2 separate regions of the Homo sapiens genome follow, and region 2 is linked to region 1. The links are chromatin contacts, found by Hi-C or POLR2A ChIA-PET in ENCODE. All regions are on one chromosome and are shown on one strand. Each heading gives the region's core, a stretch centred on a gene start or an enhancer-like site at or near the end of the contact. The rest is flanking DNA. Distances are from core to core; before and after follow the strand shown.

What was found. Hi-C counts contacts between places; a loop is a spot of excess contacts on that map. ChIA-PET counts read pairs that join two places held with the same protein, here RNA polymerase II (POLR2A). Pooled maps may share reads with other maps.
Region 2: a loop to region 1 is called in a pooled map, with 5 times the contacts of the local background. The contact joins the promoter of COL1A1 here to the promoter of SPATA20 in region 1. A Hi-C loop is called at or near these places in 1 of 168 maps with a recorded cell type or tissue (mammary epithelial cell) and 7 of 50 pooled maps. POLR2A ChIA-PET finds 5 or more read pairs at or near these places in 2 of 52 experiments (CD4-positive, alpha-beta T cell and MCF 10A).

What each region holds. Positions count from the first base shown.
Region 1 is chr17:50,544,935-50,548,423 of GRCh38, forward strand. SPATA20 (spermatogenesis associated 20) reads left to right here and starts at 2,240. Exons shown (of 17, transcript NM_022827.4): 1 at 2,240-2,351; 2 at 2,786-2,833; 3 at 3,349-3,489. The coding sequence starts at 2,275. RefSeq lists a silencer at 2,250-2,519.
Region 2 is chr17:50,200,381-50,204,286 of GRCh38, forward strand. COL1A1 (collagen type I alpha 1 chain) reads right to left here and starts at 1,251. Exons shown (of 51, transcript NM_000088.4): 1 at 1,031-1,251. The coding sequence starts at 1,133. RefSeq lists a silencer at 466-515.

The DNA.
Region 1 (3,489 bases), core at 990-3,489:
TTGCCCAGGCTGGGGTGCAATCATGAAATCTCGGCTCACCGCAACCTCCGCCTCCCGGGTTCAAGCGATTCTCCTGCCTCAGCCTCCCGAGTAGCAAGGATTACAGGCATGCGCCACCATGCCCGGCTAATTTTGTATTTTTAGTAGAGATGGGGGTTTCTCCATGTTGGTCAGGTTGGTCTAAAACTCCTGACCTCAGGTGATCCACCCTCCTCGGCCTCCCAAAGTGCTGGGATTACAGGCGTGAGCCACCATGCCCTGCCTCCATCTGTGTCTTTCACAGGCTTACTTAAGCCTGGACCTGAGCCCTCTTCTCTGCTCCTCTGCATGGTCTCCCTGGATCAGCTCCACACCCACATGGTCTCAACAGTCAAGACCCCCAATCCTCTCTCCTGAAGCCTCTCCTCTGTCCTCCAAGCAGTGTCATCTCTGCCTCCATGTGCACATCTCAAACCCACAGGTCCCACAATGAACCCCATGAGTTGTCCCCCCACCCCCACCCCATGCCCTCTCTTGAGGGAACGGCCCCACCTTGCAAGTCACCCTGGACACCGCCTTCTTTGTCGCCGCCCATCCTGACGACGTTTCCTCCTTGACCGACTTCCAGCCCATCCCTTTCTCTGCATCTCTGCTCCCCCATCTCCCCCTGGGTGCTGCTATAGCCTCCTATCTGCCCCTGCTTTCACTCTTGCCCCTTTCCAGTTCATTCTCCACTGGGAAGCTGGTGGGATCTTTCCAAAACGCAGATCTAACTGGTAACCCTCCTGACTAAAGCCTTTCAATAGCTTGCTTCTACTGTCATCAAAAATCCCCTTCTCTGGCCAGGCACGGTGGCTCACACCTGTAATCCCAGCACTTCGGAGGCTGAGGCAGATGGATCGCTTGAGGTCAGGAGTTTGAGACCAGCCTAGGCAACATGGCGAAACCCCGTCTCTACTAAAAATACAAAAATTAGCTGGGCATGGTGGCGCGCTCCTGTAGTCCCAGCTACTTGGAAGGCTGAGGCACAAGAATCGCTTAAACCTAGGAGGTGGAGGTTGCAGAGAGCCAAGATCCACTGCACTCCAGCCTGGGCAACAGAGTGAGACTCTGGCTAAAAAAAAATGGGGTCGGGTATGGTGGCTCATGCCTGTAATCCCAGCACTTTGGGAGGCCAAGGCAGATGGATCACCTGAGGTCAGGAGTTCGAGACCAGCCTTGAACCCAGGATGCGGAGGTTGCAGTGAGCCGAGATCACACCACTGCACTCCAGCCTGGGTGACAGAGCGAGACTCTGTCTCAAAAAATAAAAATCCCCTTCTTACAGTTCACGAGTGTCTCCAAGATCTTGCCTCTGCCCTCATCTACTGCCTGTCTTCCCTCTTTCTGCAGTTGCTCAGCCCGGACTCACTGACAAGCCACGGGACCTTTGCACAAACTGTACCTCTGCCTCCTTCCCCAGCACTCCCCCTGAGCACCCTCCAAGTTCCTTTCTCTCGTTCTCCATGGCTTCACAAATGTGATTTCCTCAGGGAAGCCTTCATCCTTTGCCCCTTCCACCAGATCAGGTCACTTGTTACGTTATACCCTCACGGACTTGTCACGTGGGTGTTTATCGGTATGGCTGTCGAATTAGCATCTGCCGCTCTCAACAGACTGTGAGCCATGTGAGGGCAGGAGCCTTGTTTCTCTCTGCCCACCATTGTATACTCAGTGCCTTGCAGAGTGGCAGGCGGCAGGCACTTAATAAATATTGGCTGAATGTAGCCAATGAGGCCATGTGTAACCTATGAGACATAAAATGGGCTCATCAGTATTATTTAAGGAAGACTTCCTGGAGTGGGTAGGATTTGAGTAGGACCTAGAGACGAGGAGGCTGCAAAAAGCAAACCTTGTTAGCTGGTGGACCTGGCCAAGGTACGCCTTCGCCTTGGATCTCATTTCTCATTTGTAAAATGGGCAGGGGTTGGACAAAATGAGCTGAAGCTCTGGCATCCCATGTCCCTAGCATCTCCCAGCCCTAGATCCCACAACTCTCCCTATTCCCTTGAGAAGGGCTGTCCTCCCCAGGCAGGGGCAGAGCCCAGTTTTATGCACAGAATGGGTCCTCCCAAGGCTCGGGTGCCTGATCTGCAATTCTGCGCTCCGCCGCAGGGCGACGCTCGGAGACCAGCCACACTGTCCCAAGTCCCGGCGAAGACCCGCCCGCGGCTCCGTAGGTGCCCGGCCCGCCCCTCGCAGCCTCCTGACTTCCCTTCCTGTCCTCAGCGGCCGGGCCCACGGCCCCGAGCAGCCATGCTGGGCGCGCGGGCCTGGTTGGGCCGCGTCCTTCTGCTGCCCCGCGCCGGTGCAGGCCTCGCCGCGAGCCGCAGGTACGGGCGGGCGAGCGGGCCCCTAGGGCACTCCCTGCGCCTGCCTGCGGGCCCAGTGGAGGGTCTTCCGGACACCGGTCCCCAGTGCCAGTCTGGACCACCCCTGCATGCCTGGCCCTTCCCCCACCCCACCTCCGGTCTGCTCCTGAGACCTGGCTCTGGCTGTAAGGCCCTCCTCCCCTCCTCTCCCGTCCTCATCCCTTCCCTCCTCTCCCCTTCCTTCCAGTGCAGTGCCAGCTCCTCAGGGACTGTTCTGACACTGCTTCCAGGAAGCCTTCCTTGCACCCCAGTGCTGGATGCTGGGTCAAGGGCCTTTCTCCAATAGTACCCTGTGCCCTGTCACAGTCCTTTATTGCTGCATGGACCTTTCGTTATTTAGGTCTGCCTGCAGTCCCACTTCCAGGCTGAACTCCCTGAGGTCTCTGATTCCCTAGGTGTCCTGGAGTCTGGCCCAGGACCTGGCCCCACAGGAGTCCCAGCAGGTGGGCGCTGAGTGAGGGAGTCCCCATGTCTGGTTTCCTCTGTTTGTCCCTCACCTGGTCGAGTCCCAGACCCTACTGATCTTGGCCTGTCCAGCCACCAACAGTAGGCTGCCTTCCAGTGGGGCCACACCCAGGCCTGCCAGAGAGATGCCTCCAAGCAGCTGCTCCAGGAAGGGCCGGGGGAGGGGCCTGGGGAGGGGTAAGAATGGAGCCCCAAGAACCATTCTGCCCATTGTGACCCGCCCTGACCTCACAGCCATCCTTCCCACCGCCAGGCCCAGGAGGTTGGGGGAGACTAACCTGGCAAGGAGCCCCCAATGAGCCACCTCTCCTCACCCCCCAAAAAACATAAGGGGGAGCACAAAGGCCACAGTCTCCCCCATGGTTCAGAAAGGTGGGTTGGGCTGGGAGCAGGGGTCCTACTGGGGTGCTGAGTGAAATGGAGCAGGTGCTGGGGGGCCTGGGAGAAGGTGGGTGGAGGCCCCTGGCTTGCCTGATGCACCAGTCCTCGCCAGGGGTAGCTCCTCCCGGGACAAGGACCGAAGTGCGACGGTCAGTAGTTCAGTGCCCATGCCTGCTGGAGGGAAAGGAAGCCATCCTTCATCTACACCCCAGAGGGTCCCCAACCGCCTGATCCACGAGAAGTCACCATACCT
Region 2 (3,906 bases), core at 1-2,500, 350 kb before region 1:
CCCGCCCCCATTCCCTGGGCAGGTGGGGTGGCGGGGGCGGGGCTAGGAGAATGGGAGCGGCTGATTGGAAGGGAGGCCCCCCCAAGACTTGAAATGTACCTCAAAATTAGGAGACACCCTAACCTCCAGCACCTAGACATCTTAAAAGCCCGCTCTCGGGGCCATCCCCAGTCCCCCAAAGCCAGCCAATGCCTCCAGGTCACTTTTAGCCAAAGAACCAAAAAGTCCGCAAATAGTCCAGAAGTTAGCTAACCACTCCCACCGCGCTAGCGGCTCCCCAGACGGCCACTAGGTGTCGGGCAACGCTAAGCAATGGGGCCGGGGCGGGGCCGACCTCACCGGCCCGACTACCTCTTTAAGAGGCTTGGGCTGCCCCATCCCTGGCTTTACTTTCCAGATCTAGAGGTGGGGGTCCGCACCCAGCAATAACCCGGGTCTTCCCGCTCCGGCTCCTGCCCCAGTAAGCGTTGGACCGGGAGACGCAGTGCTCAGCATCGGTCAGCAGGGGGCGCAAGGACCCCGCCCCGCCGAGTCCGCGCCAAAGTTTCTCATCCTCCACCCGCCCACGCTCCGCACCCCCTCCGCGGCTGCCCAGCACCCCCACGGCCCCAGCAACACTCTAGCCCGCAGAGAGGGCAATCTTTCCTTATGAATCATCCCACGGCCTTCCTGATTGCTTCTACATCTTGGGCTTCAAATGCCCCGCTCGGCGCCCCCATCCCATCTTCGACGTGCTTTCCTCACTCTGCACCCAGATCCCCACTTCCCCGGTTGCGCGCTCGGGATTCTCTCTTGCACCAACTCACGCCGCGCTCCACCCTCACCTCCCGCTCCCGGGGCGCGTTCAACCCCAACCTCGCCCCAGGGTGAGCTCCCTCCTGTCTCAGGGCGCCGAGGAAGAGCCCTCATCATCTCCCTTCCATTCCCGAGTCTCCGGATCATCCACGTCTCGTTTTAAGCCGCGGCCCCCGGGACCAAGCGCAAGGCGCGATATAGAGTATCCTTGCACTCCCAAAAGTTTGGGACTTACTGTCTTCGTCTTGGCCCTCGACTTGGCCTTCCTCTTGGCCGTGCGTCAGGAGGGCGGTGGCCGCTAAGAGGAGCAGGAGCCGGAGGTCCACAAAGCTGAACATGTCTAGACCCTAGACATGTAGACTCTTTGTGGCTGGGGAGGGGGTTAGCGTCCGCTCATGCGTGGCCTCACACTCCGCGTGCCTCCTGCTCCGACCCCGAGGAGAAACTCCCGTCTGCTCCGACGACTGGCCCGGGCCCCTTTTATACTGTCCTGATGGAGAGCAGGGAGGAACCCTGCCCCTCGGAGAGGGGGAGCCGGCCGCCCGTGCCCCAGCCAATCAGAGCTGCCTGGCCCGGCCCCCAATTTGGGAGTTGGAATGGAGAGGGGGAGGAGGAGGGAAGGGAGTCCACCCCACATCTCCCCTCTTCGCAGCTCTGCCTCCCCAGCCCCCCAGCCCAGCCTGGGCCAGAGGTGCTGTGGTAGGGGTGCAGCTGGGTCCTCAGAATGGCGTGGGCTAACCAGTGGGTAGGGGTGCCCCTCTGCTCTCTTCCTGGGACCTCCAATCTAGAAGAAGTGGAACTGGGGAACTGGGGAGCTGGGTGGGGAGACTTCCAAAGGTGGAAGGGTTGGGGGTGTTGGGGAGGGGGTCCTCCTGGCTGTGCCCCAGTCACCCTCTGATATCCTGGCAAGAGCTAAGGGAGGGGCATAAAGAGGCATGCTGAGGACCTCTCCAAAACAGAGGAAGCTGGGAATTAAAAAGATGTGCCTGTTTGGGGGTGTCTTCTGGTGTGGCTAGGGGATGGAGCTTAGGAATATTTGGGGAACAATTTACAGATTCCTTTCTAGACATTAAGAATCAGATATCTGAGGGAGGGGTGCAGGCAAGGGAGTTTTAATTTTGAGGATGTCAATTCTTCTGCTGTGCTCCAGAACAGAATCAAATGCCTTCCTCCAAACCCTAGGCATGATTGAGAGATGGAGTGGGGAGGCTGAGGTGCAGGGTGAGAAACATGACTAGGTGGCCTCTGCAGAAGAAAGCTTTGGTGGTTGGGTGATGGAGCAGCCAAGGTAGGGGTGGGGGATTCTAGGGACACAGAGGTGGGGATTGGGGCTTGCAATCCCCTAAAAATTCATCCCCCAAACTCTTCCACCCCAGAGTTGGGAAGTATTTTTAGTGGGAGGCCTGTGATCATTGGTGACTTAGAGAAGAGTTTTGTTTGCCATGGCTGTGGCCAGGGGCTGCTTAGAGACCCTCCTTCCCAGCACAGTCAAACCAGAGAGAACCTGGGTGGAGGGAGGGCACTTAGCTAAAGGGGTGTCTTTCTGGGAGCTGCATAAAGCCCCTTCTCCAGTTGTACCTGGACTCAGTGTTGGGGATGTATGGGATATTTTGGGTGTCTGGGTGAAACTTTCCTTTGGGGGTGTGGGATGGGCTGCAGAGGATGATTGACTTTGTTTTAGGGGCTACTTCCCACTGCCTCATCTCTTTCTTGAAAATCCCGGTCATTGCTCTATGCCTTAGGAACCAGAGAGAATCATCTGTACACTCTGAAAGGGTCTGGGGACCCGAAGGACAGCAGGCTATATCTAAGGAAGATGGCTCTAGAACTCCACGTCCTTTCTTCCTCCATGTCCCATTCCCCCAACAAGGCTCTGCCTCAACCCCAATCTACCTCGTCCTGAGAAACTCTGTAGGGCTGAGAGAAGGCCTGGGGGTCTCCTTGCAGTGCCCTGTTCATTTCTCTCCCTCCTGTGCAGCTCCCCACCCCGGGTGCTCCAGAGCTGCAAACGTGGAAGCGGGGAGTCCCGCCTCCCCCAAACCATCCAAGATTCCATTGCCTCCCCCCGCCCCTCTCCACGCCCTCCCCCAGCTGGTTTTGTGCAACGAAGGCAAAGGGGAAAAAAAAGGAACAGAAGGGGAGGGAGCCACGTCGGCTGGCCGGCTGGCCGTGGGCAGCCAGGATGAGCGGTGCGGGTGGGGCAGCAGAGGGAGACTGCAGGGGCTATAATTAAAGGGAAAATATAGAGTTTCCAGAGAGGCAGGGCTGGAGACAGCAATGGAGGGATGGACCTTCATCAATTATCCCGACCATGTGGCAGCAACTTGTGGCCCAGGGTCTGCCCCCGCCTAGTGCCAGCGACTGCAGGGCAGGACTAGGGGGCTGAGGTGCTGAGATGGCAGTTCTTGAACCCACCAAAGTCCTGCCCCCTACTGTGGGTCAGTTCCAAGAGAACCCCTCCCTAATAGGCGACAGGGGTCCTGTTTTTGGAGGGAACAGACATTTAGAGTGGTGGTCTAGGGCAGGGTGCCGCAGGGCTTGGTAGTATGAGGGTTAGTGACCTGTCCACTTCCTTGCTTCTTGGGTTTTCGTAGTAAGAAGGGCTCCTGCCTGCAGCTCCCCGCCCCTCCCCATATGTTTCCCATCCAGGCTTTCCCACGCCCATCTTAAAGAAGAGTTGAAACCTCCAAGGTGTGAATTGGGGGTTGCTACATCATGGGCCTGGGGTTCTGAAGGATATTTGGGGATCCCTGGCTTTGGAGTTTTGTGTGCCTGGCGTGTGACAGCCACCACCCCAATGTCCAGTTCCAGGCCTTCCTCCCAGGGGCCGAGGCAGACAGTTTCCAAGCATCCTTTACACGTGGCATGGAGCTGAGGCTCAAGGCCTCCCCTGCCACTCTTCGACTTAAAACGCTTGGCGGGTGCCCAGGCTGAAGATGTGTCTTTAATTTCTGCAGTATGACAGTGAGAGGAAGAATGTGCTTGGGGTCTCCTCCCAGCCTGGCTGGGCCTTCCTGGCCAGGATTGAGGGCTGCAGACTGGGGGGATGGGGGGTGGGAGGAGGAGGGAGCTTGTGCCTGTGAGAGGAGGAGACGCCACCTCATCTTTAGG